2 separate regions of the Homo sapiens genome follow, and region 2 is linked to region 1. A link is a loop called in an ENCODE intact Hi-C map of the cell type or tissue named here. Cell type or tissue: Caco-2. All regions are shown on one strand. Each heading gives the region's core, and the rest is flanking DNA. Links, peaks and the distances in the headings are about the cores only.

What was found. A loop is a pair of places that touch in the nucleus more often than their neighbours do. Peaks named below come from ENCODE experiments on the same cell type or tissue, not always from the same donor. Only the 100,000 strongest peaks of a DNase experiment are listed, where the experiment ranks them.
Region 2: it touches region 1 in a loop (6-fold over the local background); 2 of 110 quality-filtered maps call a loop at or near these places.

The regions. Positions count from the first base shown.
Region 1 is chr13:98,767,758-98,783,336 of GRCh38, reverse strand. No RefSeq gene overlaps it. Among named protein-coding and RNA genes, the nearest start is that of SLC15A1, 23 kb to the right of the region's middle. RefSeq lists a silencer at 1,228-1,522. In Caco-2, for the core only: no CTCF peak of the experiment used is centred there; DNase peaks (open chromatin) are centred at 7,006, 10,063 and 10,816.
Region 2 is chr13:98,698,666-98,715,699 of GRCh38, reverse strand. It overlaps SLC15A1 (solute carrier family 15 member 1), which reads left to right. Exons shown (of 23, transcript NM_005073.4): 10 at 3,116-3,202; 11 at 3,757-3,846; 12 at 5,789-5,833; 13 at 5,926-5,958; 14 at 6,040-6,128; 15 at 6,933-7,014; 16 at 9,447-9,566; 17 at 11,265-11,411; 18 at 13,171-13,220. Among named protein-coding and RNA genes, the nearest start is that of SLC15A1, 45 kb to the left of the region's middle. RefSeq lists a silencer at 7,796-7,845. In Caco-2, for the core only: no CTCF peak of the experiment used is centred there; a DNase peak (open chromatin) is centred at 8,779.

The sequences.
Region 1 (15,579 bases), core at 3,302-11,301:
TCCATGGCCAGGCTCTACACTCCGATTTCCTACATTTCTAGATGTTGTAGACTTCCTAGATTTGTGTAGCTTAAAATAGAGGAATTTATCACTGTTATCTCCACCCAGTCACAATCTCATGTTCTAGGCAAATCCAGTAAACTTTCCCCCTCCTCTCTTTATAAAAAATAGCCTCTGTACTTTTTTCTAATTATAAAAGCACTATTTGCTCCTAGTAGAATGTGTATAAAATACCAAAAAATAGAAATGAGAATTTAAATATCCACAGTCCTCCAACCCTCATCCCTTCCAGATAACTGCCATCGACACTTCACTGGCTCCATTCCAGCATTTTCTGTCTTCTGAGTTTCCTGTTGTTTCTTGACCCACATAGTTGAGGTTGCCTCAACTTTAGAAGTTTTGGTTCCCGGTAAATACTGTGTAGGAGCACCTAGAGTTACCAGATTTTCAACGTGACTCAGAGCTCATTTTCCTTAAGATAAAAATTGAGCAACAGGTTTCTGCCATCTTTGCTCTGCCCACCCACGTGAGCCTTGGGTCCACAGCTGTCTCTGCAACAGGAGCTCTGCACAGCTGGTCCAGAGCACCCACTTCCTCCAATTCCCACCCCCAAATGGGCTCTACTTTGCAGATAGTAAGAGCCCCTGGTGGAGTGAGAACCGTAGTTTTGAGCCACTGTAACTTCCTTCACCCATTATTCCTACTGTCTTGGTGAAGATTTACCTGGAGACAGGGTGGGCTTTGAGAAAGGATGTCTCATTACCATGCCCAAAAAGCCTCGTGCACCTCTCAGAATTTCCTTGTCCTTTTCTATTTCACCCCGTGAAATTCCACCAAAGGAGGTTCACACACATTAACACGTGTCATTGAAAAATTCCATCCTAAGATAAATCTGCTCCATGGATCTTGTGTGGATTGTGTCACTGTTATTTTTCTACTCACACATATTAGCTGTGCCATGGGAGGGGTCGCCTTACTGAAGGGAGCAAGAGACGTTGTTTTAGAACTGAGTAGAGGAAAGAAATCCTCTGTGTGGCTCTGCAAGGAAAGTCCGTGTAGCCCTTTTGGGCTGCTGGGTCCCCGGGACACAATGATGCGGCCGGAGGTGCCTGAGGCTCTGCCTGCTTCACCAGTGCCAGTGTAGACCCCCTGCCTGTGGAGTCCAGGTTCTCAACCCCCTTCCCCCGACCTCCATTACTTGAGCGGGTCAGCTTCCTTGAGTGTATGTGGGACAGAAGGGATTTGCTCTCCATTCCTCCTGAGTTGTCCACATGGCAGTTGCTCTTCCTGGGCCACCACACACCTCCTTGGGAATCCTGGAGTCAGAGGAAGCTTCTACTTTAGTGTGGCAGGCAGTGGGTGATAAGGTGCAGGTCGTGGGTCCCTTCTTTCCCCAGAGCCCCAACAGCAGCCTGTACCTGTGCCTCCCATGCACCTCTAGGGAGAGGCCGTGGCCATGATGGGTGGGAGGTCCTCAATCCCAACAAGGCACCCAGAAAGCTAGCCTGTCTGGTCCTGGGGGCCCGCTCTGAGGTACCCACGTTCCGACCATGCTCCTATGACCTCAACTCTCCTGTCCTCTGACAGAAAGTGAGTCCTTGCCAAAGCTCCATGCCCCTCACCATCACAGTGTCCAGCCAGGTCACAGCCGTCACGGCTATGCGTGGAGCACGGATTCCCCCATCAACCCGTGATGCTCTTGCCAAGTTTTCCAGGGCCTTGTCCTCAGTGCTTGCCTCACTTGACCAGCAGCAGTGTGGGAGCCAAAGCTTGCTCCGCCCTGAGCACCGTCCTCACTTGGCTGCCGGGAAGGACACACCTCTCCTTCCTCCCTCACACCACAGGGGTTCCTCCTGTGCTGCTGCCCAGTGTCTTATTTCCCGGGTCCCCTGGGTGCAACGCTCACTTCTTGTGGCTTGAATGATCTCATTCATATGCTGACCATACGACGATGTCCTTCATCTGTGTGATGACTATGATGACATCCATCATCTATGTGATGACTGTGATGACGTCCATTATCTATGTAATGACCACGATGATGTCCATTGTCTACGTAATGACCATGAAGATGTCAATTGTCTATGTAACGACCACGATGATGTCCATTGTCTATGTGTTGACTACATGATGATGATCATCATCAAGGTGATGACAGCGTTGACGTCCTGAGCGACAGAGTGATGTCCATCATCTATGTGATGACATAGATCATCTATGTGACAACATCCATCATCTATATGCCAACTATATGACTACATTCACCATCTATGTGATGACCCCCCTCCATGTCTATGCTAACTGTATGTTGACATCCATCATCTAGGTGATGAATTTGAAATGTACATCTCTGGCACAGACCTCTTCAAACTCCGGACTGTTAGTCTCCCTGTCTACTTAATAACTCCACTTGGAAATGGATTCAAATCTGAAATTCCACATGCATGAAAGCAAAGCACTCAACAAATGAAGTCTTTCTTGGCCCAGCTGATGTCACCATCATATAAGGATGAGGTATGTGGAAGAAAATTGGCTATACAATTGTATACAGTGGGACCAAGGTCACACAGCTAGGAGCTGGGGTTTGAAACTATGAGCTTGGCTTCAGAGTCTGCATGTGTAACCATCATGCTATTCTTCCAAATTCAAGCCATCCTAAATGCTCTTTGTTGCTTCCGTTCCTGGTTATAAATCACAAAGCTGGTACATAGTGAGCGATCCAGAAAGGAAATTCCAAACAAAGCCCAAGACACCACTTCTTCTGGAGCTTAGGATTCTCATATGTGCTTGACTCTGATCTATGCATTTCCTCTATTTTTTTATTATACAGAATTTCAAACATATAAAAAAGAAAGGCTGGGCATGGTGGCTCATGCTTGTAATCCCAGCACTTTGGGAGGCCGAGGCAGGCAGATCACTTGAGGTCAGGAGTTCGAGATCAGTCTGGGCAACATAACAAAACCTCGTCTCTAAAAACACAAAAATTACCCAGGCATGATGGTGTGCACCTGTAATCCCAGCTACTCAGGAGGCTGAGGCAGGAGAATGACTTGAACCCAAGAGGCGGAGGTTGCAGTGAGCCAAGATCGCACCACTGCGCTCCAGCCTGGGAAACAGAGTGAGACTCCATCTCAAAAAATATATATATATATGTATATATGTATAATATATGTGTATATATATGTGTAACTATATTATATATGTATACACACACACACACACACACACACACACACACACATAATGAAACAAATAAATAGAAATAAAAAAGAGACAAAACTGCCCAATGCCTCCCCATGAACCATCCAGCTTCAGCCATGATCAATGCTTGGCTAGTTCCTCTGCTGTGTGACTTGAAGCACATCCTAGACACCACCTCATTCCATCCCCTCATATTTCAAGGCATTTCTCTAAGAGATAAGGATACTCGCTTGACTTTTAAAATTCACAGTTATCCACTGATGTCATCAAACCTCCAGTCAGTGTTATCTCCAACTGTCTTTTGATGCCATAGTAATTTTTTTCACAGTTTTCTCATCAGTACTCATATTTTGAGTAGGTATTTCTTTTAAGCCTTTTCTAACCTATAAATTTCCCCTCCACCTTTGAGTTCCCTGAAATGTATTTGTTGAAGAAAATGGGGTGTTTTTCCTTCGGGGTTTCCTGCTGGGTTTCCCAGATGGCATCCCTAGAGTCTGTCTCTCTCTCTCTTTTTTTTTTCTCGTAGACAGTCTCACACTGTCCCCAGGCTGGAGTGCAGTGGTGCAATCTCAGCTCACTGAAACCTCTGCCTCCCGGGTTCAAGCGATTCTCCTCCCTCAGCCTCCCAAGTACCTGGGATTACAGGTGTGCGCCACAACACCTGGCTAATTTTTTGTATTTTTAGTAGAGATGGGGTTTCGCCATGTTGCCCAGGCTGGTCTTGAACTCCTGACCTCAAGTGATCCACCTGCCTCAGCCTCCCAAAGTACTGGGATTACAGATGTGAGCCACCACGCCTGGCCAGAGTCTGTCTCTTAACACTTTCCTCTCTCCTTTGTATTTCCTATAAATGGATCATTGGATCTAGAGGCTTCACCAAATTTAGATTTGGATTTTTTTGGCGAGATTACTGATAATATTGATAGATGGTGCTGTAATCTTCCATCTAAAGGCAGATATGTCTTGTGGGGCTGTTATGATGTTCGATTTCATTGATTACAGGCTACAAAATCGTGATGTCTGCCTTCACCTATTAACTGGAATGCTCCTGGTAAGGAAAAAATCCCCTTATCTATACCATTTGGTCAGCCACCAGTACAGCCACCACAGCATGAATACGTAAGTGTTTTCTTTTAATTTCCAGTTTGCAAAACAATGAGTCAGTTCCCTGCATCTCCCGCAGTGACGAGTTTGTTTTTCCCTTTCGTGCCAGAATGAACTTAATTGATTTAAACGTATCTGATGTGTTGCACTGACTTATTTTTATTGATGTTTAAATGGTCTCGTCTTGGCCGGTGTGTGCTTCTCCAGGTTGCTACTGGGCCCTGTTGTCTTGACCCTCACAGTCTTTGAGAACATCTTTGCTATTGGATATGATGTTGTGGCTCATCTTGTACATTTCCTGGCCCAAACATGGAATCAGCTCATTCTCCAAGGATTCCAGGGGGTTTTTTTAAGTTAGAAATTTGCAAGCCACCCTCTGGACATGGCTGAGGGTTGGTCATGGATTTTAAGCTTTTACAGTGGAAGAGCTAGGAAATACACATCTATAAAGTACTTCTGCTGGGCACAGTGGCTCATGCCTGTAATGCCAGCACTTTGGGAGGCTGAGGTGGGCGGATCACCTGAGGTCAGGAGTTCAATCAAGACTAGCCTGGCCAACATGGTGAAACCCCATCTCTACTAAAAATACAAAAATTAGCTGGGCATGGTGACAGGCACCTGTAATCCCAGCTACAAGGGAGGCTGAGGCAGGAGAATCGCTTGAACCCAGGAGGCGGAGGTTGCAGTGAGCCGAGATCACGCTACTGCACTCCAGCCTGGGTGAGTACAGAGTGAGACTCTGTCTCATAAATAAACAAACAAACAAACAAATAAATAAATAAAGTACTTCCTAGCCCAGGAGCTCCTAACCACACTTCTAACTCATATCCAAGATGGCAGCGGTTCCTCTTCCACCTTCCGTCTGTATCCCCTTTCTCTCACGCTGATATTCACGGCTTTTGGGACATCAGGAATGATAGAATATCACTAATGACCTATTGCTTCATTCCACGTTAGATACCTGACAACCTCAGAATAAGAATACCAGCACCATCTCAGCAGGGTTTTAGGGCAACTACTCCATATGATACTATAATGGTGGATATGTGTCATTATACATTTGTTAAACTCAAGGGCTAGTCTGCATGTAAATGACGGACTCCCGCTGACAATGATGTGTTTATCGTGGTTGATGGAGTCCGACAATGTATGGCCAGTGCAGGTCGTTGACAGTGGGGGAAGGTGTTTTGGGGGTTGAAGAGTGGGAGAATGTGAGAATTCTCTGTACTTTCCCCTCAATTTTGCTGTGAACCCAAAACTCCTCTAAAAAACAGTCTATTAGGGCCCGGCGCTGTGGCTCATGCCTGTAATCCCAGCACTTTGGGAGGCTAAGGCAGGTAGATCACCTGAGGTCAGGAGTTTGAGACCAGCCTGGCCAACATGGAGAAAGCCCGTTTCTATTAAAAATGCAAAATTAGCTGGGCGTAGTGGCACATGCCTGTAATCCCAGCTACTTGGGAGGCTGAGGCAGGAGAATCGCTTGAACCTGGGGGGTGGAGGTTGTGGTGAGCCGAGATCGCGCCACTGCACTCCAGCCTGGGCAACAAAGAGTGAAACTCCATCTCAAAAAAACAAAAACAAGTTCTATTAATTTTTTATAAATTCATGACTCCAAAGCCAATTATGCGAGAAAACAGATGTAAAAAAGTCTAGGCTGGGTGTGGTGGCTCACAGCTGTAATCTCAGCACTTTGAGAGGCTCAGGCAGGAGGATTGCTTGAGCCCAGGAGTTTGAGACCAGCCTGGGCAACATGGCAAAACCCCCATCTCTCCAAAAAATACAAAAATTAGCCAAGTGAGGTGATGTGTGCCTGTAGTCCCAGTTACTCAGGAGGCTGAGGTGGGAGGATCAATTGAGCTGGGAGGTGGAGGCTACGGTAATCTGTGATTGTGCCATTGCACTCCAGCCTGGGCTACAGAGCAAGAGCCTGTCTCAAAAAAGAAAAAAAAAGTCTAACTTTTGTGCTTGTTTTCATTATTCTTCTCTACTCCTTATATAAAACAAATTTGAAAGGTTTTGAATTCTCCTTCCATTTATTTTCCATATCACACACACATTCATCTCCTCCATTCTTGGCTCAGTGGTGGCACACTGTCCCCACTTAGCACTCCGTCTGATGGACATTTCTCCACAGTAGTTGTACATGTCACTTTGCATCTGAAAACCTGTCTTTGTTACTGGAAGCACAGTAATTTACCCAACTGTTGAAACAGTCTCGCTTTTCTTTCAGAGCAATGAAAACTAATGTCACATTTTCTTTTTTTTTTTTTTTTTGAGACTGAGTCTCACTCTGTTGCCAGGCTGGAGTGCAGTGGCACGGTCTCGGCTCCCTGCAACCTCCACCTCCTGAGTTCAAGCGATTCTCCTGCTTCAGCCTCCCAAGTAGCTGGGATTACAGGCATGCACCACCACGCCCCGCTAATTTTTGTATTTTTAGTAGAGATGGGGTTTCACCATGTTGGCCAGGCTGGTCTTGAACTTCTGACCTCGTGATCCATCCGCCTTGGCCTCCCAAAGTGCTGGGATTATAGGCGTGAGCCACCGTGCCCGGCCTTGAGCCACCGCGCCCTGCCTGAAAATGTCACATTTTCAAGGAAGCACGTACCAGTGTACGCAGTGGCCTTGTGCAAATTTACCCCTCTGGGTGCTCTCTTGCAGCTCCCCATCTCCCAGGCAGCTCTCCTTCCCGGGCGGGGCCCACATGCCTATCTCTGGAATCAGTGTTCGGCCGTCCTGTCTCTGACTCTGATGTGCACTGAGTCATCGTGTAAAACCTCCACACACTTCCCAGGTCTGTCAGATCATGGAGCAAAGTCCCCTTGTAAAGGAAGGGACGATTCTGCTGAGGCAGAAGATGAATTGACCTCTTGCCTTTCGAGGAAGGCTCCGGAGCTGAGCTGGGTGGAGGACACTTGTTCTACCTAGTGGGCTCCCAACACGCAACACCTGAGCCAGAGACCCGGCATCCCCTCCCCATCCACTCTCTCAGTCAGGCCGCACTCCAGGGTCCCTTAGAAGGTGCAAATGCCACTGTACCCAGTCTTTGTGGAGGGGCTGCTACATGCGGCCATTGTGAAGACAGGTTGATCTGGGATTTTATATTTTTAAGAGGACATTTAGAGCTCAGCTGTGGAGTCATCTTTTTCAGCCTTAGAGTGATGCGTGTTTTCCAACTAAGAGGATTTGATGTGGACTTTTGATCACAAAAAAACTGGATTTGGGAGAGTCTTTGAAAGTCTACTAATCGGTGGTTCTCAACACCCCGCCCCCATGCCCCAGTCCACCAGGGGATGCAAACGAAAACGTCTGCGGACATTTTTGGTTGTCATGGTTGAGGGTGGGGGTGCTACTGTAACCCTGTGGGTGGAGGGCTGGGATGCTGCTGAACATGTCACAGTGCACGGGACAGCCCCCACAACAGACAGAGATCGTCCAGGACAGCAGTACAGCCACGGCGGAGAAGCCTCCGTCTAAGCTCTTGTTGGTCAAGGGGTGACCTGCAGCCCAGCAGCCGCGAACAGACAAGTACTTGGGAGCTTGCGGGCAGAGGGTCCTCGTCCACACCCAGAGCCACCGAGCGCAAGTCTGCATTCCAACAAGCCCCAGGGGATTCCTTTGCACAGTAGGGTGTGAGAATCACTGCTCCCTGTGACCCCAATGCCAAGAGGGGCCTGACAGCAAAAGTCAAGTGTCCCACTCGAACACAGGGCTCCAGAGAAGCTCTAACTAGCCAGCTCATTGAACACCTTCAAGATATTTATTGCAAGGAATGATTTGCCCTGATGAAGACACAGAGTCACTAGAGAATGTGTAGAGACAGAGGCCAGCAGCATTTTCATTTTTAATCTCAAGAAGATTCCACAAACCTTTCAGTAGCAGGTGCCAGCGTTTTGAAGCCCCCTTACGGCTCTTGGTGGCAACACTTGCTGGCCAGTTACCGAGGGCATGACTTTGAAGCCCTCCACCCACTGCCCTCTGTGGTGTCCTGAGTACCTGACTAACCCGCCCAGGAACAGAGCTTCACCAGGATGGAGAAGAGGTCTCGTCCTTGCTCCGGTTCTCCTGGGGCCCAGCCCCATGCCTGGCAACCAGTCGAAGCTTGGCATCCATTGGACAGATGGATGTAGGAGAAGCAGGGACAGAGGAGGTCCTGGCCCCCAACCCCAGATGCCCTGAATGAGGAGGGAAATATTCTCCTTCACATGGGAAAATGGCCACCTGGCTCCCAAGCCGGCTGTGTGGGGAGCAGGCACGTCTGAAGGGGTCTGGCCTCTGTGTGGTCCTTTCCCACCTGCAGAAAACCAAGCCTGAGTGCTTTGCCTTCTCCATGTTTTTATTTTTATTTATTTATTTTTTTCTTGAGACGGAGTTTTGCTCTTGTCGCCCAGGCTAGAGTACAGTGGCATGATCTCGGCTCACTGCAACCTTCGCCTCTCGGGCTCAAGCGAGTCTCCTGCCTCAGCCTCCTGAGTAGCTGGGATTACAGAAGTGTGCCACCCAGCTAATTTTGTATTTTTAGTAGAGACGGGGTTTCACCATGTTGGCCAGGATGGTCTTCAACTCCTGACCTCAAGTGATCTGCCCACCTCAGCCTCCCAAAGTGCTGGGATTACAGGCATGAGCCACCGGGCCCGGCCCTCCATCCATTTTTTCAATATGGGATGCACACACATTCAAGGCAGGCCAGCCCCACCATGAGACTCTCAGGTCGCAGAATCTGGCGTCCGGGAGAACGAAGCCCCCTAAATTGCGACCCCACGGTGGTTGCTCCCACACTCAGCGGGTGGCCGCTCCCCGTAGGCTGCCCTCAGGCCTCAGAGTTGCTTGGGCATTTTTTGTCTGGAAGTCACCAGCTGAGGCCTGGACATGCCCCTGCACCCACGGTGGCGCACCCCTCCCGGGATGGCGAGCTCCAGGACGGACCAGCACAAGCGTGGACCTGACCCTGACCGCCCACCCGCCCTGCTGTCCTTCCGGGAGACTCCTTGGCAGAAGTCCAGGGCTGGTGGCCACTTCCCCTGGGAGCTGCGGGGCAGCTCAGTGCTGGCTCCCATGTTGACCACACACCCAACCTGTGGCCTGTTCCTCCTCAGCCCTTCTCGGCCCGGGCAGCCCTTGCCTGTCATCTGGTTCTTCCTCAGCCCCTCTCAGCCATCACCCTCACGGGAGGGGCAGGCTCAAGGGGCGAGGTCCTGGAAGGGTCAGGGCACTCTCAGTCCTCCAGACCAGTGCTCCCTGGTTCAGGACCAACTGCAGAAGCCCCATGGGATGTGAAAGACATGACAAAGAAAGAAAGGAGAGACCTTTCCTAATGAACATGAGGCCTCCCATTTTTAAACTCACTGATTTTTGAACTCATTTCACATTGCTCCATAAATAATACCAGGCCAGCTCTCAGGTGGAAAGTGGATGGAGGGAAGAAATAAAACCATCCAGGAACAGAAAACAGAGACAAGAGCGGGGCTAAGCCAGAGACTCCTGTGATTCCAGACCTAGACGTCTGTTGCAGGAAAGGGACGCCGGTGGGCTGTCAGTTGCCAGTGGAAAAAGAAATGCAGTTTTCAATAGATGAGGAAAACCTAAGTGGCCCTGAAACTAGGACAGGACGTGAGCATCTCCTTAGGGCCCTGGGAGAAGGGTGACCTCAACAGGCTTCCAGTAGACGTTATGCTCAAAGACAACCAAGGGGTGGCACCTCCAAGGGCAATTCCGTCAAACAAGCCCACCAGGGGCGCTGCACCACCGCCTGGCACCACCGCCCAGCACTCACCTCTACAGGTCTGGTTCCTTCCAGGATGGACCCCAGTCCCCAGCCAAAGGGCCCAGCAGAACATGCCTGTCGCCTGCCTGCTCTCCAGCCCGGAGTCCCAGGCTCTGAATCTCTCAACTAAGGAGGACAGCTGCTCCTTAAACTCCGCATCTTCCCAAGGGTTGAGGCAGCCCTGCTTCACCTCATCCCTGTCAGACACAAAAGTATGGGCAAAACGTCCCTGAGCAGCTGGACAGCCAGGGAGGACACACACAGCCTCTGCAGCTGAGGGGCTGGCCTGGAGTTCTGGCTCTGCATATGTGGAGAGTAATGCCTTGGAGCCGTGAGCTTATCTCCCCCTAGGAAATGGAGGCTAGAAAGAGCATCTACTTATGAGTTTACTTTCCTGTGAAGAGTGAGATGATTTAGCCATTCAACAAGTATTTCTTGAGCTCCTGTGAAGAGCCCAGGAGCTCAAGCCCGCAGTGAGCCGTGATCATGCCACTGCACTACAGTCTGGGTGACAGAGCAAGACCCTGAGAGGTGAAGATAACCATGTGGTCTCTTGATTATTTTGAAAAAAGCAGATTCCATATTAACAACCTTAAACAATGTGCAACAATTTCAGCTACATTCTTAGCTTCCTCACCTCTTGATGCCCATCCCTTCCGGCCCCAGCCTCCACCCCAACCTCTTCCCTGCAGCTCTAGGGTGACTTGGACAGCTCCGGGGCCCTATGCTCCCCCTCCCAGCTGGGTTCTTACCCACCTGACCTTTGTGCTTGGAGGCCTCCTTCCCCGCTGGAAGCCCTGCACCTGGCTGCTTGACATCTGGGACTCTGTTGAACGGTTATTCCTACTGGGCAGAACCTCCTGGCTTTTGGGCTGCGCCATCCCAGCATGTGGCCCTGCGTCCAACTTTCTGTTTACTTGGTCTTGAATGAATAATAGATAACCCAGTAAAAACTCTGGCAAGAGTCTGGGCCTTCCTAAACAATGAATTTGTGACTTTGAAAGTAAGCTCATTTCACATTACATCATTCTATTTGAGTGGCACATGATTGCCCAGGCAGCTGTGAAACATGCCGTCTTGTTAATGAGCCGGAGCTGACCGTGTTTTCAGTAACTGTTTTTATTATTATCAGACATTTGGAAAAGTATAATGCTATGCTCAAGGCCAGAGCCACCGCTCCTAAATCCAATTCATTCCACCTGGCAGTCCTCCCTTCCCACCACCCTCTCTCAAAGCAAACAGGGAAACCAGGAGAAGGAAACGGCCCAAGTCATAGTGAAATGGAACCACCCACACTAGCACGGCCACTAGCGCGATTGCCTCGGGAATCACCCCAAGTCCTCCTGCCCCTTACGGTCACATATGCTGGCCACCCACTATGGACCATGTCCTGTCCTGCGCTGTGGGGACCCCTCATGACAATACTATGTCATCAGTGTCTGTACCAGAGCAATGTACACTGCAGCAGGAAGAGTCAGGCCAACTTAACAAAGACAGACACTTCAAAATAGGGGAGAGTGTTTTTGGCAGACGTTGCAGCCTGTGCATAGTTCTGAGATATAAAAAAAACCTGGTTATTTGGAGGGGGCATCATGCTCAGAGTCTGAGATGACAAGAACAGGTGTTGGAAACCAAGCTGGCATTGCCAAGTGAAGTGTGTTATGTGCAACCTTCAGAGTTTGGGATTTATACCTGTGGCCTGGGAGAATTTCCTGAAGGTGTTGTCATGGCGGTGGAATGGGAAGAGAGGGAGATATGACCAGCTCTGAGTTCTGCAAAATAACTGGAGTAGCCAGCAGAGGTGGGGATGTGAAGAGGCTGAGGGCTAGACTCACCATGTAGGTAAGTCATTTCAGCTGCACCATTTCAAGAAGTTTTTTAGTTATAATCGACAGCCCAAAAGACATTATGGCCAGTCAACAAGTGAAACTCCTAGAACAGGGGGTTTGTTATTTCCAGATGAACTGATCCTTCTGTGTGCCCATTAGGGTTCTAGAGATTTCTCATTATGCAAAGTGAATGTCAGGTGAAGAAGTAGTTCTGCATTGTGTTGAAATTGAAACCTGAGGCCTAAGTTTTCCAGTTAAAATATTTTACATTTCTCAAATATGCCACCAAAAGGTCTTGGATCAGGCTGCCAAAATGCTACGCACGAGAAATGTAGCAAACCTGTAAGTGTTGGAACAGAAGTCTTCAATGACAAGCAAAATGGAATTGGAGGCTGTGGAATGCAGGGGATTCACTGGGTTCCTGAACCACATGATTCTGTCTTAAAAGTGAGAAGGTCCTAGTTCAATTATCGTAATTAACGGTGCCTACATTTTGAGATGTCTGATGGCCTCGAGAAAACTTCACATTTCCAGTATTTCATTTGGAGTCCCGACTATCCCAAGGTCAGTTACTTATCCAAGATGCAACTGCCACGGTCCTCTCTGCCTAGAAATGGCTGAAATCGATGTTTAGTAGTGCACATGGTTTTGGGATGGTTATCCTGAAGGCCTAGGCTCAAATTCCCTAAAACTCATCATACTATACATGAATAATGGATGAATTTTATTGTGTGTAGATTTCCCCTTAATAGAGCTGGAAGTGTGTGTTCAAGTGTCCTCGTTTGAGGAATCTCAATGGGTTGTCCTAATAGTTGTCCTCTGTCCCCTCACCTATAGGATGGAGATGAGAACTCCTGCCTCAGGCAGATTGTGTGACAGTGTCCATGAAACCACTTGTCGTGGCACCAGGCACAGGTGGACTCTCAACCAACCATGACCCAATGTTGGTGCAGAGACATTAGAAAGACATCTTTTTCAGCTTTGCACTGGGCTGGGGGAGAAACAAAAGAAGAAAGAAGGAAGACATCTCCTTCCCAGGAAATTTTCAAAGACAGGATCAGAGCACATTGATAAAGGTTGTTCCTCTGCCTATGAATCTAGCCTACTGTTTTCATCCTGAGTTTGGTGGGACATTTTATTGCCTGTTCTCCATCTTATAGTCTGAGAAACGTGGGACATGTGAGATCGGTAGATATCAGTGCACAGATACTTGTTTAATCTCTGCCAGCTCTGCTGTCCAGTGCTTGCCACTGGAGCCCTGGATGCAGACATCATCTGACGGCCTCCTGGATCACTCACAGTTCCTATCACGGGGCTGAAACCAAAATAAGAGCTGGACACCTGGGGACTAATTGAACACAGCAAGAGTATTCCACAGAAGATGAACTCTATCTGGCGACACAGTTAACACAAGAAAATTTCATGGCAGGAGAAGCAGCTGGAAGTCTGCCTTCACAATGAGACCATACATTGCAGAGGCCGCAAGGATGCAGGTGTGGGCCATGCGGCCCCTGCAGCTGGCGCTCTCTGTCTGCTGTGGTTTGACTCTTTGTCCCCACCCAAATCTCATCTCGAACTGTAATCCCCACATCTCGAGGGAGGGAGCTGGTGGGAGGTGATTGGATCATGGGGATGGTTTCTCCCATGCTGTTCTTGTCATATGAATTCTCACAAGATCTGATGGTTTTATAAGTGGCAGTTTCCCCTGCTCTCTCTCTCTCTCTTGCTACCATGTGAAGAAGGTACTTGCTCCCCCTTCGCCTTCAGCCATGATTGTAAGTTTCCTGAGGCTCCCCAGCCATGTGGAACTGTAAGTCAATTGAACCTCTTTCCTTTATAAATTACCCAGTCTTGGGTATTTCTTTACAGCAGTGTTGCAAACGGACTAATACACCGTCTGCATTTCTCCAGGTGATTATGTCTTCTCTCTTCCTTCATTTATTTTCATTTATAAAACATATGGCCACAGTCCTGCCTTTCTTGACATAATGAGGACCACATATTTTTTACACTTTGGCTTTAAAGCATTCCCCTGGAACTCTGATATTTTGAAGTTGGGAGTATAAACTGGTATAGACACTTAGGAAAGCTACTTGGCATTGTACACTAAACCTGATTGTCCACATATCTTACAACCCAGCAATCTGCAGAATACATGCGAGAGGAATATTGTACATATGTATGTCAAAAGACATGCACAAAAATGTTTGTGACGCTAATGGCCAAAAGCTAGAAACAAACCAAAAAGTCCATCTGTAGTAGAATAAGCAAGTAAAGTGTGGCATGGAACAGAATGGAACTCAAAATGGAATTCTGTCCCACAATGGGATGAGCATGCTCTACGCACACACAACCATATGCACGAATCTCATAGCACCATGTTGGATGAAAGAAGCCAGGCGTAAAGACAGTATGTTCCATGTGATTTCACGAAGTTCAGAAACCACCCAAACTCATCTTTTGTTACCCTTTGGGTGAGAGTAGTGACTGGGAGGGGGTACCAGGGGTGCCTCTGGGGCTCTGGGAATGTTCTAGTTTTTATTGAGGTGATGGTTGTGTGATGTGCTCCCTTGGGTGAAAATCCCTCATGCTCTGCTTATGATTTGCTGAGAACCTCCAGTGCAACCTTTCTAAATCGTAGATTTTATATGAAAAAGTTGAAAATTCAACTTTTATAGTACACACTTCAGTCATCTTTAGTATAGCTGCAAAGTTGCGCAACTCTCACCACTACCTAATTGCAAAATATTTTCAGCTCTCGAAAGAAAACTGTACCTAATAAGAGTTATTCCCCCTTCCCCATCCGGTAGCCCCTGACAGTCATTAATCTCCTTTCTGTCTCTATGGATTTGCCTATCCTGGACATTGAGATAAATGGGCCCATACAATGTGCAGCCTTTTGTGTCTGACTTCATACACTCAGCAGAATGTTTTGAGGTTCATCCGTGTTGTAGTATGTATCAGTATTTTTGTTCCTTTTATGCTAAATCATATTCCATTTTATGAATATACCACATTTTCTTTATCCATTTATCAGCTGATAGACATTTGGGGTGTTCATTGTTTGTCTATTATAAATAATCCTGCAATGAACATTCGTGTACCCATTTTTGTGTTTTCATTTCCATATATAAGGCTGGCCATCCTCTGGGTCACAGACTGAATAGATGGTCTGATTGTAAGTACAAGTTCCTAGGTGGGTTCCAGTACACTCATAATAGGTCTGGTACAATAGAGTTCTAGTTATACTGTTCCTTGACCATGTAGTATGTGTACAGTGGGGACACCCTTCTATGGGTACTTCTTTTTAGCAAGGTTGAAGGGGGTAACAACAGCAAAGCAATGTACAGCTATCCATACCTAGCAAGGGCAGAAGAAGTCCTTACCCGGGGGAAGAGGTTGAGTACAGCGACAGAACAATAGAAAAACAATATTACAAGGAAATCTACTAGTCTTAAGATTTCTAACTACATTTACTTGCTTGATGAGCCCTCAAGCTTCGGCCGTGAGTAGACTAGTCAGCTTCTGCTGTGGGACTAGAGCAGGGCTTGTTGTCTCCTCAAGCTGCAGCCATGTGTAGACTGGTCAGCTTCCAGAGTGACCAGAGCAGGGCTGTTGTCTTCAGCAGCAGCTTGGTCTCGTCTCAGGATCAGCCAGGCTGGATGATCTGGGTCCTGCTGGCTG
Region 2 (17,034 bases), core at 5,095-13,094, 69 kb after region 1:
AAGAATAGAAATGGCTCTTGAGCTTATAAAATAAGATCAATGGTCAAAGAAAAGCAAATCAAAGTGACTCTTCATCTGTCGAAATGGCAGAACAGTGCTTGAGGTTTGTCAGGGAGCAGTGAATCAAAAATGGGGAGGCTCAATTTGGCAATGTGTAGCAAGAGTCTCAGGTGTTCAGTTGCTTCAAGTCAGTCATGCTGCTTTCAAGAATTAAGAGTAAGAAAATAGGCTAGGCACTGTGGCTCATGCCCGTAGTCCCAGCACTTTGGGAGGCCTAGGCGGGCGGATCACTTGATCAGGACTTCGAGGCCAGCCTGGCCAACATGGCAAAACCCTGTCTATACTAAAAATACAAAAATTAGCCAGGCATGGTGGCGGGTGCCTGTAATCCCAGCTACTCTGGAGGGTGAGGCAGGAGAATTGCTTGAACCTGGGAGGCAGAGGTTGCAGTGAGCCGAGATTGTGCCATTGCACTCCAGCCTGGGCGACAGAGGGAGACTCTGTCTCAAAACAAAACTAGAGTAAGAAAAAAATATTTAAAAAGTGAACACAGACTCATGTACAAAGATTATCATTGTAATACTTATAATAGCAAAAATGTAAGCCCACAAATTGCTGCAAATAGGAAGACAGTGCTGAACTTACAGTTCATCTCTGGCATAGCATGCAGCCGGGAGCAGTCTTGTTTTTAAGGAATATGTAGTAATAGGAATGTGCAGAATATGGTTTCTTCCATAAGTACCTCCATAGGATATGCATATACACATACATTTATGGGTGGGAAATAAATGTTGAGAGTAGAATCCTTAGATAATGGAATCAAATGATTTTTTTCCTTATACACTCCCCATTTTTTTAGTGAACATACTGTATATGTTGTATAACTGGAGGTAAATGTGTCATTTATTAAAAAAAAATCACATGTGTGAATCTTATGGATGAAAAGGCAGCCTTAAGATAATTTTAGATCACTTACTTTATCTTACCTGGCCTTATTGCGTTAGATTATTGTATTATATTTCATTTCTTTTTTTTTTTTTTTTTTTGAGATGGAGTCTTGCTCTGTCGCCCAGGCTGGAGGGCAGTGGTGCACTCTCAGCTCACTGCAACCTCTGCCTCCCAGTTCAAGCGATTCTCCTGCCTCGGCCTACCAAGTAGCTGGGACTATAAGCACACACCACCACACCTGGCTAAGTTTTCTATTTCTGTAGAGACAGGGTTTGCCATGTTGGCCAGGCTGGTCTCAAACCCCTGACCTCAGGTGATCCGCCCGCCTCAGCCTCCCAAAGTGCTGGGATTATTGTATTATATTTCAATTGTATTGTACTATTAGATTGTTGTATTGTGTTGTATTTCACTTTTTGAAATAAATGTGCCCTCTCCCTGTCAAAAAAATCCCTTCAAGGACAGCTGTACTGTTTTCTTCTCACATTAGAACTGTTCCCACCAAAAAGCTTTTTCCAAGCAAAGAGGGGACCTTACCAATTACCCATCCAAGTCCTTCCTTAACAAGTCATTGACAACTTAGTTCAAACTCCAGAAGAACAACTTCAAGCTATTTAGGGTCATGAGAACTATATTGCGAAGTATCCTAAAGTCAGCCTGTAGCTTTGACTTACTTTTCTTTTTTTTTTTTTTTTCCTTTTTGAGACAGAGTCTCACTCTGACACCCAGGCTAGAGTGTAGTAGCACGATCTCGGCTCACTGCAACCTCCGTCTCCCAGATTCAAGCAATTCTCCTGCCTCAGCCTCAGCCTCCCAAATAGCAGAGACTATAGACGTACACTACCACGCCCAGCTAATTTTTGTATTTTTAGTAGAGACAGGGTTTTGCTATGTTGGCTAGGATGGTCTTGAACTCCTGGTCTCAAGTGATCCGCCCACCTCAGCCTCCTGAAGTGCTGGGATTACAGGTGTGAGCCACTGCGCCTGGCCAACTTACTGCCTTTCGATCACGCTCATGCCTCCAGCCTCCACCAGCCTCACCTCTTGCTGTGTCTTTGCAAATGCACTTTGCTCTTCCCAAAGGCCTTTTTCCTAAACAACACTAACAAGGAATCTTAGTGGCCCCTAATTTTATGATGGGTGGGCCATCGTATTTTTCTGACCTGTGTTATTATATCTTAAAATATGTTTCCCTATAGCCTTAATTTTTTAATAAATGTATTTCTCTGTAGTGTGTTCTTACTCTTAAAAACTAATAGTTCAGTTATTGGAAGGATTTTAAGTATGTTTGAAACAACTTAGTGTGTAAATCTGGTTTTTCAAACACAAACTTTATAAAACCTAAATACAGATCAAGTATTTCTAATAAAAATCTAGCATCCAAATTGAGATATGCTGGCCAGGCATGGTGGCTAATGCCACTCCAGCACTTTGGGAGGCTGAGGCGAGTGGATCGCCTGAGCTCAGGAATTTGAGACCAGTCTGGACAAAATGGCAAAACCCTGTCTCCATTAAAAAAAAAATTAAAACATTAGCCAGGCATGGTGGTACATACCCGTGGTCCCAGCTACTTGGGAGGCCGAGCTGAGAGGATCATTTGAGTCTGGGAGGTCAAGGCTCCAGTGAGCCAAGACAGTGCCACTGTATTTCAGCCTAGGCGACAGAGCAAGACCTTGTCTCAAAAACAAACAAACAAATAAACTGAGATTATGTCATAAGTGTAAAATATTCTCTGGATTTTGAAGACAATATGGAAGAAGAAGGTAAAAATTCTTATTAATTTTTAAATATTGATTACCTATTAAAATCATAGTGGGGTTTATCATGTTATACAAATGTATGTACAATGAATTTCACCTGTTTCACTTTTTAAGCTGGCTACTAGAAAACTTAAATTGCAAACACGTGTTGTATTTCTATTGGGCGTGCTTCTCTAGAGGATCTGGAGAGTAAAGTGGACACAGCTTAATTCTGTTCACCCCAACTCAAACGCTCTTAGTTGGACAGAGACTATTAATAGAAATAAGTACTCATATACTAGTAGATACAATTGTATATTTTGCTTTTCTCACACGTATATTTTTCTCCTAAAGGTAGTTTAATTGAAATGTGCTTCCCTGACAAAGTTGTTGGTCCTGTTTTGAAATTCGATTTTTCTTCCTTCCTTCAGTTTGCCATCAAAAATAGATTTAGGCATCGGAGTAAGGCATTTCCCAAGAGGGAGCACTGGCTGGACTGGGCTAAAGAGAAATACGATGTAAGTAACGGTCATTGCTACAATGACCCTGATTCCCCCAGGAAGTGAACACTGAAAAATCTCAATTCAGATTAAGGTTACATGGACAAAATGGTCAGTGATACCTTCCTAACCTTTACAGCATATTAAATAAAACTATGCATGAGTGCATTTTTTTAATTGAAAGAACTTGATAAATAGATCTGGAAATAATATTACCTTTTCATAGTTTTTCATTTGGTATAATCTGGCATTAATTATATGTAATTGGGATCACATAACCTTAGTTTGAATATAGGAGAGTCAAGAGGTGGTGACGGCGGTGGTGGGATTTACATTTAGTAAATTCACGTAATTTACCTCCTAAATAGATGTTTTCACTCATATTTTAAATAGTTTAGACATTTTCGATTTTCTAAAGAAAACTGCGGCAGTATGTTTTGGATTAATCACCTCCCAGCTTGCCTCTAGATGCAAATATCTGTGTCTCCACTGAAATCAGCAGCACCTGTAAGCCGTGAGTGGCACAGGACACAGGGTGTGGCTGATTTGTCCCTTCCCCACTCCAACTACAGGAGCGGCTCATCTCCCAAATTAAGATGGTTACGAGGGTGATGTTCCTGTATATTCCACTCCCAATGTTCTGGGCCTTGTTTGACCAGCAGGTAATGTGAAACTCTGCTTGTGCTCTTCTTCACGGAGCAAGCGTACATCCCGCACTGCCAGGTACCAAGGCTCACTTCATATTTCACATCTAAAAAGTTCTCCTCCAGTTTCTTATTTATATTTCACTTGTTTAATTGTTAGATCACATTGAGTTTATTGTAAAAAACAAAACAAAACAAAACAAAACCAAAAGCAATTCTAGGTAGTTCTATCCACATTTCTGTTGCTAACAATGAAGACAATTACATGAGGTCAAGTCAAGTAGCCTTGGGAAAGATTTCATCCAGCACTCTTCCAATCAAAACTGAGAGTCAAGAGTTTGTTTTCCTACCAATACAGCGTGGTAACAAGTTACATTGCCTTTTATGGAGCCCATACATAAATGGAGAGGGACTTGATCTCTTCCACTGTAAGATGGAATGCTTGGGCTAGAAGTACCATCCTGGGGTGAAAAATGACTCCTCTCCAAGCAGGGACCTACAACCTGGCAGGTGACCTGTTGTCTCTTTCTACCACAGCCCTAAGACACATACCCAGGAATTTTTCACAATCGTGTTAGACAACTCAGTGCATGGGGCTCAGTAACCAAAGCAATTGGAAAGTGTTTGTTTTTAAAGATCAATCCTGGTTTACAGAATGAAAAAATAGCTATTGTTTCTCTTAGGAAATGGAGTTAAAAAAATATATATGAACACATGTGGTTTGAGCAGGGAGGATGGTGATAGGGATAAGCCATTGCTTGGGAGAAATGTGAGTGTACACATTCATCTCCTCATTTTAAGTAGGAGATTGAGATGTGTCAGACAGACCCGGGAGGCAGTGCTGCATGCGGACAGGAGCCGGTCACTGGAAACACACTCCTCACCTGGTAGCTGTGAGACTTGAGTCACTGTAATAACCCTTAACATTTTCCAAAGGGTGCTAATCACCCTCCGCAAGGCTGTGAGGGTCCAGTGTGAGAACATCCATAAGGTACTCAGTGACTGGCCTGTATGAAGAACTCAAACAGGGGTAGATTTCTTTTTTTTTTTTTTTTTTTTTTTTGAGTCAAGAGTCTCACTCTGTTGCCCAAGCTGGAGTACAGTGGCACTATCTTGGCTCACTGCCACCTCCACTTCCCAAGTTCAAGCGATTCTCCTGCCTCTGCCTCCTGAGCAGCTGAGATGACAGGCACCTGCCACCACATCTGGCTAATTTTTAGTAGAGACGGGGTTCTGCTGTGTTGACCAGGCCGGTCTCCAACTCCTAACCTCAGGTGATCCACGCGCCTCGGCCTCCCAAAGTGCTGGAATTATAGGTGTGAGCCACTGCACCTGGCCAATTTCCTGACTTTCTATGATGTCTTTCTAGTGGAGTTGATGGATTCATACGGAAGCATTTACATGTTTAGTCTTCCATAGACATAATCATATTTACCTGTACAGTCCTGTGTCCTCTTTCACTGTGAAATAGGTTGACTGTAAAGGGGCTGCCCAGGTATAAATCCACCACTCTCTTGATGGAGATCTAGGTGCAGCCAGCCTAGACTGTCAAAATGGCTGTTAACAATAATATTTGTGAATCTTGGATGGCAGTGAATATGGACCATCTGCAACACGCACAGCTACTTTTACCTTGCAGACGATGCCATGCTTTCCAACGAGCCTCAGAAATGCATTTTTGTATTTCCTAGGGATAGCTTCATCTCAGGGTACTGCTTTGTGCAGCTTCAGGAGGGGTTGGAGCACTCCGTATTGTGTTCACTCGTACGCTAGAAATGCAACTGGTTTCTTTTGACCTAGTATTATAATAGAGCTGGGAGATTAACTTGATGTTTAAAACAACTTTAAATCCCATAACATGTCAGACCTCATTCCTGATTTGGAAAAGACTCACCATTGACTTGTAAAATTTTAAAAACCCACATCCCCAAATAATACAGCAAATGTATTCATTTTTAAGGGCTCCAGGTGGACACTGCAGGCAACAACTATGTCCGGGAAAATCGTAAGTTTGACTCCTTTGTTTTAGTTTCTTTGTCCCCTTTCTTCTTCCCTTTCATGACATTTTTCACTGAGATTGTTTTCCTCTCTTTTTAGGGAGCTCTTGAAATTCAGCCCGATCAGATGCAGGTAGAAGACATGTAAGTTGCTTTCAGGGATCAGAGTCGTCTTTGAGACAAGCTTAACATTTCTCCTCCACTTCCTCTGCAGACCGTGAACGCCATCCTGATCGTGATCATGGTCCCGATCTTCGATGCTGTGCTGTACCCTCTCATTGCAAAATGTGGCTTCAATTTCACGTAGGTGACGGGTGGGTTGGGTTGGTTGAGGCTCCCTTGGTCCCAGGGCTTTGCAGATGGGCTGCGCTCAGCCTGCAGCCCTTCCCGCAACCTCGCCTAGAGGATAGGGTTTTGAAGAATGAAGAAAACAAATGTTCGTGTGCTGATGTTTCTGAAAATGTTCTTTAAAATAAAAATGCTGTGATTGACAGCCTGAAAAGGCCTTTAATCAAGGCTTTCTTCTCTACGCAGATGATAGGAATGGTCATTGTAATCTGGAGTATCACCTGAACCATAGTTTCTAGAAATTAATGTAAATATACAGGCCAGGCACAGTGGCTCACGCCTGTAATTCCAGCACTTTGGGAGGCCAAGGCAGGCAGACCATTTGAGGTCAGGAGTTCGAGACCAGCCTGGCCAACATGGCAAATTCCCATCTCTACTAAAAATACGAAAAATAAGCTGGGTGTGGTGGCACTCACCTGTAATCCCAGCTACTCTGGAGGCTGAGGCATGAGAATTGCTTGAAGCTAGGAGGCAGAGGTTGCAGTGAGCTGAGATTGTGCCACTGCACTCCAGCCGGGGTGACAGAAAGAGACTCTGTCTCAAAAAAAAAAAAAAAAAAGTAAATATGCAAACAAGAAGCTATATTCCACTTATCCTCCTTGAATCCTCATGAATCCATGACCAAGATGGGGAGAGGTGCTTTCAAGCCCATGTTTTTGGAAGGAATTTAGTTTTGTTGGGGGGATGGTGGGGGTGGGGGTTTAGCTTAGCTCATCTATGTGAAACTGGTTGAGAGTCACTCTTCTCTTGTGCCATCAGCTCCTTGAAGAAGATGGCAGTTGGCATGGTCCTGGCCTCCATGGCCTTTGTGGTGGCTGCCATCGTGCAGGTGGAAATCGATGTGAGTTGTCCCCTGGTTCTCCCATGTCCTTTCCTGGTGGATTTAGGTGGAGCGTTCAGAATCTTCTTTCTTCAGCATGAAGGGGATTAGGGGAGGCCAAGGTCTTTCTCTGTAAACTGAGCCCTGGAGCTGTGGGCAGTGGGAGGCACCATGGGTGTGAGGGTACAGTGGGTGGGCTTCAGCAGGGGAAAAAGGCTTACATAAGTAGCTTGCATTTATAATACAGTTTTTATAATGGAAAAGAAGTTTACAGAATGTGTTCCTTCACAATCTGAACTCCCAGGGAATCTGGTTAAAAGAAGTTCATCACTTACAAACAAGCATCACTTCAAATGTGTGTAAATGGTCTTTTTGATGTGAGAATGTATTTTGAATTCTAGTGTTTCTAAAAAGGATTGGTTTCTCAGTTAATCCACACATCTATTGGACTCGCAGTGGGCTAAACTAGACTAATGCTGGTAGTCTGAGATCAGTTCCTAGAAACAGGGTTATGTGGTGGGTAAGGGTCTCTTCCCTCTCCCCACCATTCCCCACCACTTCCTCCCTCTCTTTGCCTCTCTCTCTCTGTCTTTCTCTCGTTCCTTCCCTCCCCCACCCTTTTAATATCTTTGTTTATATTTTTAAGTGAAAGCAAGTTTATTAAGAAAGTAGAGGAATAAAGACTGGCTACTCCACAGGCAGAGCAGCTCTTTTAATATCTTTAAATTTAAAAAAAACTAATTGCAGTAAATATATATATATATAACATAACATTTACCGTATTCTTTTTTTTTTTTTTTTTTTTTTTTTTTTTTAAACAGGGTCTCACTCTGTCGCCTAGGCTGCTGGAGTGCAGTGGTGCGATCATGCTCACTGCAGCCACACCTGGGCTCAAGCGATCCTCCCACCTCAGCCTCCTGAGTAGCTAGGACTGTAGGCATGCACCACCACACTCGACTAATTTATTAAAATTTTTTTGTAAAGCCAGGGTCCCCCTGTGTTGCTCAGGCTGGTAATCAATCCTCCCACCTCAGCCTCCCAAAGTCCTGGCATTACAGGCATGAGCCCCCATGCCCGGTCACATATTAACCATTTTTAAGTGTACAGTTCAGTAGCGTTAAGTACCTTTCCATTGTTGTGCAGTCAACCTTCAGAACTCTTCATCTTACAAAACTGAAATTCTGTACCCATTAAACAACTCCCATTTCCCCTTTCCCTAGCCCCATCAACCCCCATTCTACTTTCTGAGTCTATGAATCTGACTACTCTAGCACTTCCTATGAGTGGCATTATATGGTATTTGTCCTTTTGTGACTGGCTAATTTCACTTAGTATATTGTCTTCAAGGTTCCTCCTGTTGTAGACTGTGTCAGAATTTCCTTCCTTTGTAAACTGAATACTAAACCCATTGTGTGTATACACCACATTGTTCATCCATTCACCCCCGACAGGCACTTGGGTTACCTGCACCTTTTGGCTATTGCAAACAGTGCCGCCATGAACATGGCTGTACTCACGCTCCTCTTGGACATAGCTAGCTTTGTGGAAGATGAATTGTGGGCTAAGGTGGACATGGCTTGCTTCAGTGACACTGGGTTTTGAAAGAGGGCATTGTAGAAAAAAGACAAAAACTCTGAACAAAGGTATGGAGGCAGGAGAGCATCAGGCATTTGTGAGATGTGTACACTGCTGCGTCTAGGGCTGGGGACTGGGCTTCCAGACTTACAGTAGAACACTGGAGTCGGGTGACGGTAGATCTCAGGTGTCATGACAAGAAGGATATTTGTTTAGGTTATAGTGACTCAGAGCCATCAGATATTTGGCTTCGTATCTTGGCAGCCCTTGACCTGGAAGTGGCTAGATAAGATAAGAGCAGCATCTTTCTGACTCGTTCACGTATTAGTCCATTCTCATGCTGCTGATAAAGACGTACCCAAGACTGGGTAATTTACAAAGAAAAAGAGATTTAATGGACTCACAGTTCCACATGGCTGGGGAAGCGTCACAGTCATGGCAGAAGGTGAAAGGCACATCTTGCATGGCTGCAGGCAAAAAGAGAAAGAGAGCCAAGCGAAAGGGGTTTTCCCTTATAAAACCATCTGATCTTGTGAGTCTTACTCACTACCACAAGAACAGTACGGGGGAAGCCACCCCCACGATTCAGTTATCTCCCACTGATTCCCTCCCACAACACCCGGGAATTATGGGATCTACAATTCAAGATGAGATTTGGGTGGGGACCCAGCCAAACCATATCACTTCAGTATTCCGTGCAAAAGTCATTTCTGTGGGTGCCACGAGGTCTGTGATTGGCAGCTTAGTGGGAGACACCTGGCGTGTTTCAGCCAGCGCAGCTTTTCCCAGCTGGAGGAAAGCACCCCCTTGTCAGGGTTAAGATGACTTTCCATGTTGTATTGAAGACCTCACTGCCAATTTTCTTTTATTTTGCTCAGAAAACTCTTCCAGTCTTCCCCAAAGGAAACGAAGTCCAAATTAAAGTTTTGAATATAGGAAACAATACCATGAATATATCTCTTCCTGGAGAGATGGTGACACTTGGCCCAATGTCTCAAGTAAGTAGAAGGAAATTGCTGCCTTCTTTTTCATCTTCTGACCCTGTTATAATAGGATTTAGAGAAGCTGTTTTTCTTGGTCCTTGTATAAATGCCAAGGCCAGCCCAGAAGTGAACTAAGGATCTTGATCTCATGTTGGCTATATTCTAAACCAGTGTGCTCCACACTATGTTGTTTGTTGTGTATGCAGATTGCCCAGGGAGCTGGTTAAAATGCAGAATTTTTTTTTTTTTTTTTTTAGATGGAGTCTTGCTCTGTCACCCAGGCTGGAGTGCAGTGGCAAAATCTTGGCTAACTGCAGCCTCTGCCTCCACAAACGTTCAAGCATTTCTTCTGCCTTAGCCTCCTGAGTAGCTGGGATTACAGGTGTGTGCCACCACACCCAGCTAATTTTTGTATTTTTAGTAGAGACAGGGTTTTGCCATGTTGGCCAGGCTGGTCTTGAACTCCTGACCTCAGGTGATTCACCCACCTCAGCCTCCCAAAGTGTTGGGATTACAGGTGTGAGCCACCATACCCAGCCAAAATGCAGATTTTTAATCAGCAGGCCTGAAATGCTGCATTTAACTAGCTCTCAGGAATGCTGCTGCTGCTGGAGCCTGGAACCACCAGATCAAGGATCTAAACTGGGGGAGATTTTGATGCTAGGGGACATTTAGCCATCTCTGGAGACATTTTTTGTTGTAGCAACTGGGAGTATGCTGCTGGCATCTCATGTAGAAGCCAGGGATGCTGACATACAGCTCTCCATAACAAAGATTACGTGACCCAAATGTTCACAGTGCCAAGGATGGAAAACCCTGCTCTAGATCACCCTTGTTCTGGATTCGTGGTACTCAACCTCCAGCCCATGTCAGAATCACCCGGAGAGCTTTGAAAATTTTGATACCTGGGTCCCAGCCCCAGAGATCCCTTTTTTTTTTTTTTTTTCTTAAATACAGAGCCTCACTCTGTCGCCCAGGCTTGAGTGCAGTGGCGCTATCTTGGCTCACTGTAACCTCTGCCTCCTGGGTTTAAGCGATTCTCATGCCTTAGCCACCTAAATAGCTGGGATTACAGGCATGAACCACCACACCCAACTAATTTTTGTATTTTTAATAGAGCCAGGATTTTGCCATGTTGGCCAGGCTGGTCTCAAACTCCCGTCCTCAAGAGATTGGCCTGCCTCAGCCTCCCAAAGTGCTGGGATTACAGGCATGAACCACCGCGCCCAGCCCTAGCCCCAGAGATGTTGAGATTTAGCCAGTCTCGTTCCTGTTTAGCCATGGTTGAGCACCACAACCTTAGACCTTGTGAAACTAATAATCTTGAAGGTAAAAACAAAAAGCCCGATTCCTAATGCTTGGAGCAGCCCAGTATTGATTTTTACCAGGGCTGTTGCTTTTGCTCTGGTGCTGTTCTTTGCCTAACAGTAGAAATTATTCTCATAGTATTTATTTTTGATAAAAGCAAAATAAAAGTAAGATGCTTGGTGAAAAGTATGGTTCCTGTGGTGGTACCAAAAACCTCATGACGGTGTCTGTAAGGGTGGGTGGGAAGCTGAGGCAAATAAAGGCCAACTCCCCACAGGCATTTTTTTGGTATCTATGAACATGAACCTGGAAATGCAGAATATCAGATAACTGCTCTTCCAGCGTTCAGTTGCATAGTGCCGAGACTCTGTGATATTAACTATGCCTCTTTCCCTCCCTCTATAGACAAATGCATTTATGACTTTTGATGTAAACAAACTGACAAGGATAAACATTTCTTCTCCTGGATCACCAGTCACTGCTGTAACTGACGACTTCAAGCAGGGCCAACGCCACACGCTTCTAGTGTGGGCCCCCAATCACTACCAGGTGGTAAGTGTGTGAAGACCTACAGCTGACTCTTTGCTATTTGTGATACTGGAGGCCAAAATTTTTATGGTGTGACTTTGTTTTACTCCCATATAGTGTTATATTAGATCATCCTCAATTTCTTCCTTCTTCTGGAACACAAGACTTCAAGAACACCTGTCAGACTTCCAATAAAAGTATGACTGGTGGATAGTAAAAGTTAATATTAATTGAAATTTCTAAAAAGACAACTTCTGGACATTGTATGGGGTCTGTGCACAGATGTGCATGCGTGTGTGTACAGAAGTCACACAGAGTACATATGTGAATTCTCAGGGACTTTTTCAGATAATTTAAAATATATAATTAATTGCACTGAATTTAAAAATTTGCACTAAATAGTCAGAAAATTAGAGCAGTCTCTGAAAAAGTATAATAAGCCTACCAGGTAAAAGCAATAAAATACTATGCATACAAAATATTTGATGAGAAAATACAGAGATCTAAATATGTCATTCGCACATAAAAAGCTGTGAAACCTAGCCTGGACAACGCAGTGAGACCCCTGTCTCTACAAAAATTTTAAAAATTAGCTGAGTGTGGTGGTGCATGCCTGTCGTCCCAGCTACTTGGGTGGCTGGGGTGCGAGGATTGCTTGAGCCCAGGAGGTAGAGGCTGCAGTGAGCCATGTTCATGCCAATGTGCTCCAGCCTGGGTGACAGAACAAGACCCTGTCTCAAAAAAAAAAAAAAAAAAAAAAAAAAAAAAAAAAAGCAGCAGCAGCAGCTACAAAGGTATAGTTGAGCTAAATGAAAGAGTTGTAGAGTTGTGGGCATTCTGTAAAGTGCATTTCAGTGAGCTTCTACGGAACTGCAATATGGAATTAAGACTCTTGGTCATTTGCTTAATTAGGGAGCTGCTGAGTGGCTTGTTCTAAAGTTTTGGACAGTAGTGTTCTGTGGAAGCACCGGCAACCAATGATCAAAAATTGTAGAGGCTCATGTTAGCTTTAAAGAAAATCAAGGCTGAAGAAATGGAGCCCTTCTTCTTTCTTCTTCCTTCCTTCCTTTTCTCTCTTCTCTTTTCTTCTCTTTTCTCCTTCCTTTCCTTCCTTCCCTCCCTCCCTCCCTCCCTTCCTTCCTTCCTTCTGTCCGTCCATCCATTCTTTCATTCTTTCTCTTTCTTCCTTTCACTTTCAACAGGATCTCACTATGCTGCCTGGCTGGTCTCAAACTCTTGGCCCCAAGAGATCCTTCCAAAGCTCTGGGATTTCAGGCATGAACCACCATGCCTGGCCCAGAAACCCTCTTTTTCTTTTCTTTTTTTTTTTTTTTTTTTTTTTTTTGAGACAGGATCTCCCCCTGTTGCACCATCTGGAGTGCAGTGGCATGGTCACAGCTCACTGCAGCCTCGACCTCCCAGACCCAAGAATAATTTTCAACAAATGATTCTCCCTCCCACGTCAGCTTCCTGAGCAGCTACAACTACAAGTGTGCATCACCACACCTGGCTAATTTCTAAGAGAGACAAGGTCTCACTGTGTCTCACAGGCTGGTCTCAAACTCCTAAGCTCAAGTGATCCTCCTGCCTTAGCCTCCCAAAGTGCTGGGATTACAGGTGTGAGCTACTGTGCCCGGCCTCCAGAGCCCTTCTAATGTAACCATGTCCTTAGGTCCTAGGATAAGTGTCAATACCACCTTCTCAAAGACTGAAATATTCATCTGAACTCATTCTAATGAATATTATTTTGAAAATATTTTTACATTACTGTTTTCTCTCTCAGGTAAAGGATGGTCTTAACCAGAAGCCAGAAAAAGGGGAAAATGGAATCAGGTATGTATATTTCTTTAAAATTTAAGTTTTATCAGATTCTTATGAAAGTAATGCATACCCATAGTAAAGTCCAAATGTAACAAGGATATAAAATGAGATTATAGGGTTTGTCCCAGCAATGTAAGGCTGGCTGAATATTCCCCAAAAAAATCAATCCATATAACCCATCATCTTAGTAAACTCAAGAGGAAATTGTACGTCATCTTATCAATTGATTAAAAAAAGCATTTGATAAAATTCAGCATCCATTCATGACAAAAACTCTCAACAAACTGGGAATAGAAGGGAACTTCCTTACCCTGAAAAAGGACATCTACAAAAGCTTGAGCTGATATTATGCTTCATGGCGAAAGTCTAAAAGCTCTCCACTAAGATCAGGAACAAGGTAAGATTTTTCCACTCTCCGCACTTCTATTAAACATCCTCTGGTTGCAAGAGCAAAGACACAAGAAAAAGAAGTAAAAGCATCTAGATTAGAAAGGAAGAAATAAAAATATTTCCAATTGGCCGGGTGTGGTGGCTCACACCTGTAATCCCAGCACTTTGGGAGACTGAGGCAGGTGGATCTCTTGAGCCCAGGAGTTCAAGACCAGCCTGGACAACATGGTGAAACCCTGTATCTAATAAAAATTTTTAAAAAAAATAGCCAGATGTGGTGGCACATGCCTGTAATCCCAGCTACTCGGGAGGCTGAGGCAGGAGAATTGCTTGAACCTGGTAGACGGGGGTTGCAGTGAGCTGAGATCGTGCTGCTGCACTCCAGCCTAGCCCACAGAGCAAGACTCTGTCTCAAAAAAAAAAAAAAAAAAAAATTAGCTGAGTATGGTGGTGTGTGCCTGTAATCCCAGCCACTCAGGGGGCTGAGGTGGGAGGATCACCTGAGCTTGGGGAGGTTGAGGCTGCAGTGAGCCATGATCCTGCCACTGAACTCCAGCCTGGGTGACAGAATGAGACCTTGTCTCAAAATAAATCAATATATATATATAAATAAATAAATTTCTACTTTATAGATGACAATTGTTTATATAGAAAGTCCCCAGGACTGTACCAAAAGAAGCTCACAGAATCAATAAGTGAATTTAGAAAAGTCACAGGACACAGGACAAAAACAAAATCCATCACTGTTCAATGTACTAGCAATGAAGAGTTGGAATCTGAAATTTTACAACTATTTCATGTATACTATCTCCCCCCACAGAATATGAAATACTTAGATATAAATCTAACAAAATGTGCAGGATTTGAGTGGTGAAAACTACAAAATTGCTTATGAAAGAAATCAGTGAAAAGCTAACTAAATGGAGAGACAGCTGTATTCATTGATCAGAAGATTTAATATAGTAAAGATGTCATTTTTCCCCAAGCTGACCTGTAGGTTTATTGCCATTCCTATCAAAATCGTAGCATTATTTTTATTTGCTTTTATAAAAAAGCTGCTTCTAAAATGTATATGGAAAGGCAAAGGAACTAGAATAGCTCAAATAATTTTGAAAAAGAATTAAGTTGGAAGAGTCTTACTACCACTAGTTTTCAAACTTACTATAAAGTTACAGCAATCAAGACAAAATGGTATTGGCAAAGAAATAGACCCATACATGAATGAATAATCCAGACCCAACCAACTGATTTTTGTCAAAAGTGCAAAGACAGTTCAATGGATTAAGGGAAGTATTTTCAACAATCAGTGTTGAAACATTTGAACATTCATATGTAATAAATGAACTTGACCTAAACCTCAGATCTTATACACAATTCATACATAAAAATTATATTAAATTCTTACACATCTTATATGAAAACTCAAAATTGATTCTAGATCTACAAGTAAAATGTAAAACTATAAAATTTATACAAGAAACATAAACTCTTGTGACTTTGGGTTCTTAGATATGACATCAAAAACACAATCTATAGAAGAAAAACTTGATAGAGTTCACCAAAACTAAAAATGTTTGTTCTGTCGATGTCACCCTTTTTTTTTTTTTTTTTTTTTTTGAGACAGGGTCTTGCTCTATTGCCCAGGCTAGAATGCAGTGGTGTAGTCACAGCTCACTGCAGCCTCATCCTCCTGGGCTCAAGTGATCCTTCTGCCTCAGCCTCCCAAGTAGCTGGGACTACAGGCATGTACCACCACACCCAGCTAATTTTCACTTTTGGTAGAGATGGGGTCTCACTATGTTGCCCATGCTGGTCTCAAACTCCTGAGCTGAAGCAATCCTCCCACCCCAGACTCCCGAATTGCTGGGATTACAGGCATGAGCCACTGTGCGGGCCTACACTAAGATTTGAATACAAATTTGAATACATGTACCCAGCCAATATCACTCTGAAGAGAATAAAAAGATTCACTATAAACTGGGAGAAAATATTTAGAAATCATGTATTTGACAAAGAACTTGTATCCAAAATATGTAAAGTACTCTAAAAGCTCAATGTAAATAGAATTATACAGTGTGCAACTTTTTGAGGCTGGCTTCTTTCACAGCAAATCTGTATAATCTTAATTTAAATTTAATTTTATATAACCCAATTAAAAACGCAAAAGATTTGAACAGCTATGTCACCAAAGGAGATATACACACATGACAAATAAGCACATGAACAATAGCATTGGTCTTATTAAGGGAAATATAAATGAAGACCACAATGAGTTACAACACACCTATCAGGTGGCTGTAATAATTGTTTTAACCTTGACAATACCAAGTGTTGGTGAGGATATGGGGCACCTGGAACTCCCCTGCATCGCTGGTTGGAGGACAAGATGCTGTAGCCCCTCTGAAAAACAGTTTGGCAGTTTCTTATACAGGTAAACACTCACCATGTGACCCAGCCATCCCACTCCTAGATATTTACCCTAGAGAACTGGAAACTTGTGTTCACATAAAAGCCCACACATGAATGTTTATAGAAGCTCTGGTTATAATCACTGAAGATGGGAAATCACTCAAATGTCCTTCAATGGAGGATGCATAAACACCCACCACTCAGCAAAAAAGGGAACAAACTTGATACAACGATGTGAATGCATTTCAAATGCATTGTGCTGTGGAAGAAGCCAGCCTCAAAAAATTACACACTTTTATTTCTTAAACATTGAGGGTGTGGGGAGGGGCTGGTCCCACCCTGGGCTGGAGTTCCTTTTCTCACACCTGTGATTGGAGATGTGGAGAAGGGGAACAGAGGGACAGCTCACTGGTTCCTTCTGCCATAGCTCTGTGGTTAAAAATGGAAATTGTTCTCTTGCCCAGTCCCACTCCCCCAAAAGAGTGGCATTGACAGAATAATTGTATAATTCCATTTACATGACATTCGCAGAAAGCCAAAAACTCCAGGGACACAGAACACATTAGTGATTGGCGTGGGTTAGGAGTGGAGGAAAGGTTTGACTATGGGGTAGCACAATTTTGGGGTCTACGTATTCTGATCGTGACAGTATTTATAAATCAAGATAATGTTAAAATTTATATAGCACTGTGCACCCCAAAAGCCAATTTACTATAAATAAATATTTAATAAGAATAAACTGGGGGGAATGAGAGTAGGTATCCTGTTCACCTCAACGTTCAACCCCAGTCTCCAGTCCCCTGTAGCTACAACTTTGATAATTCCTGATTTTAGCTTTTACTAGTTGGCAATAAAACACACAGTAATAGTATATTTTGTATACTATTAATATACAAAAGTATACAAAAAATATATTAAGTATATTTTGGGACAATGTCTATTAACTTACGAATGTAGGCTGGGCATGGTGGCTCATGCCTGTAATCCCAGCACTTTGGGAGGCTGAGGTAGGTGGATCACCTGAGGT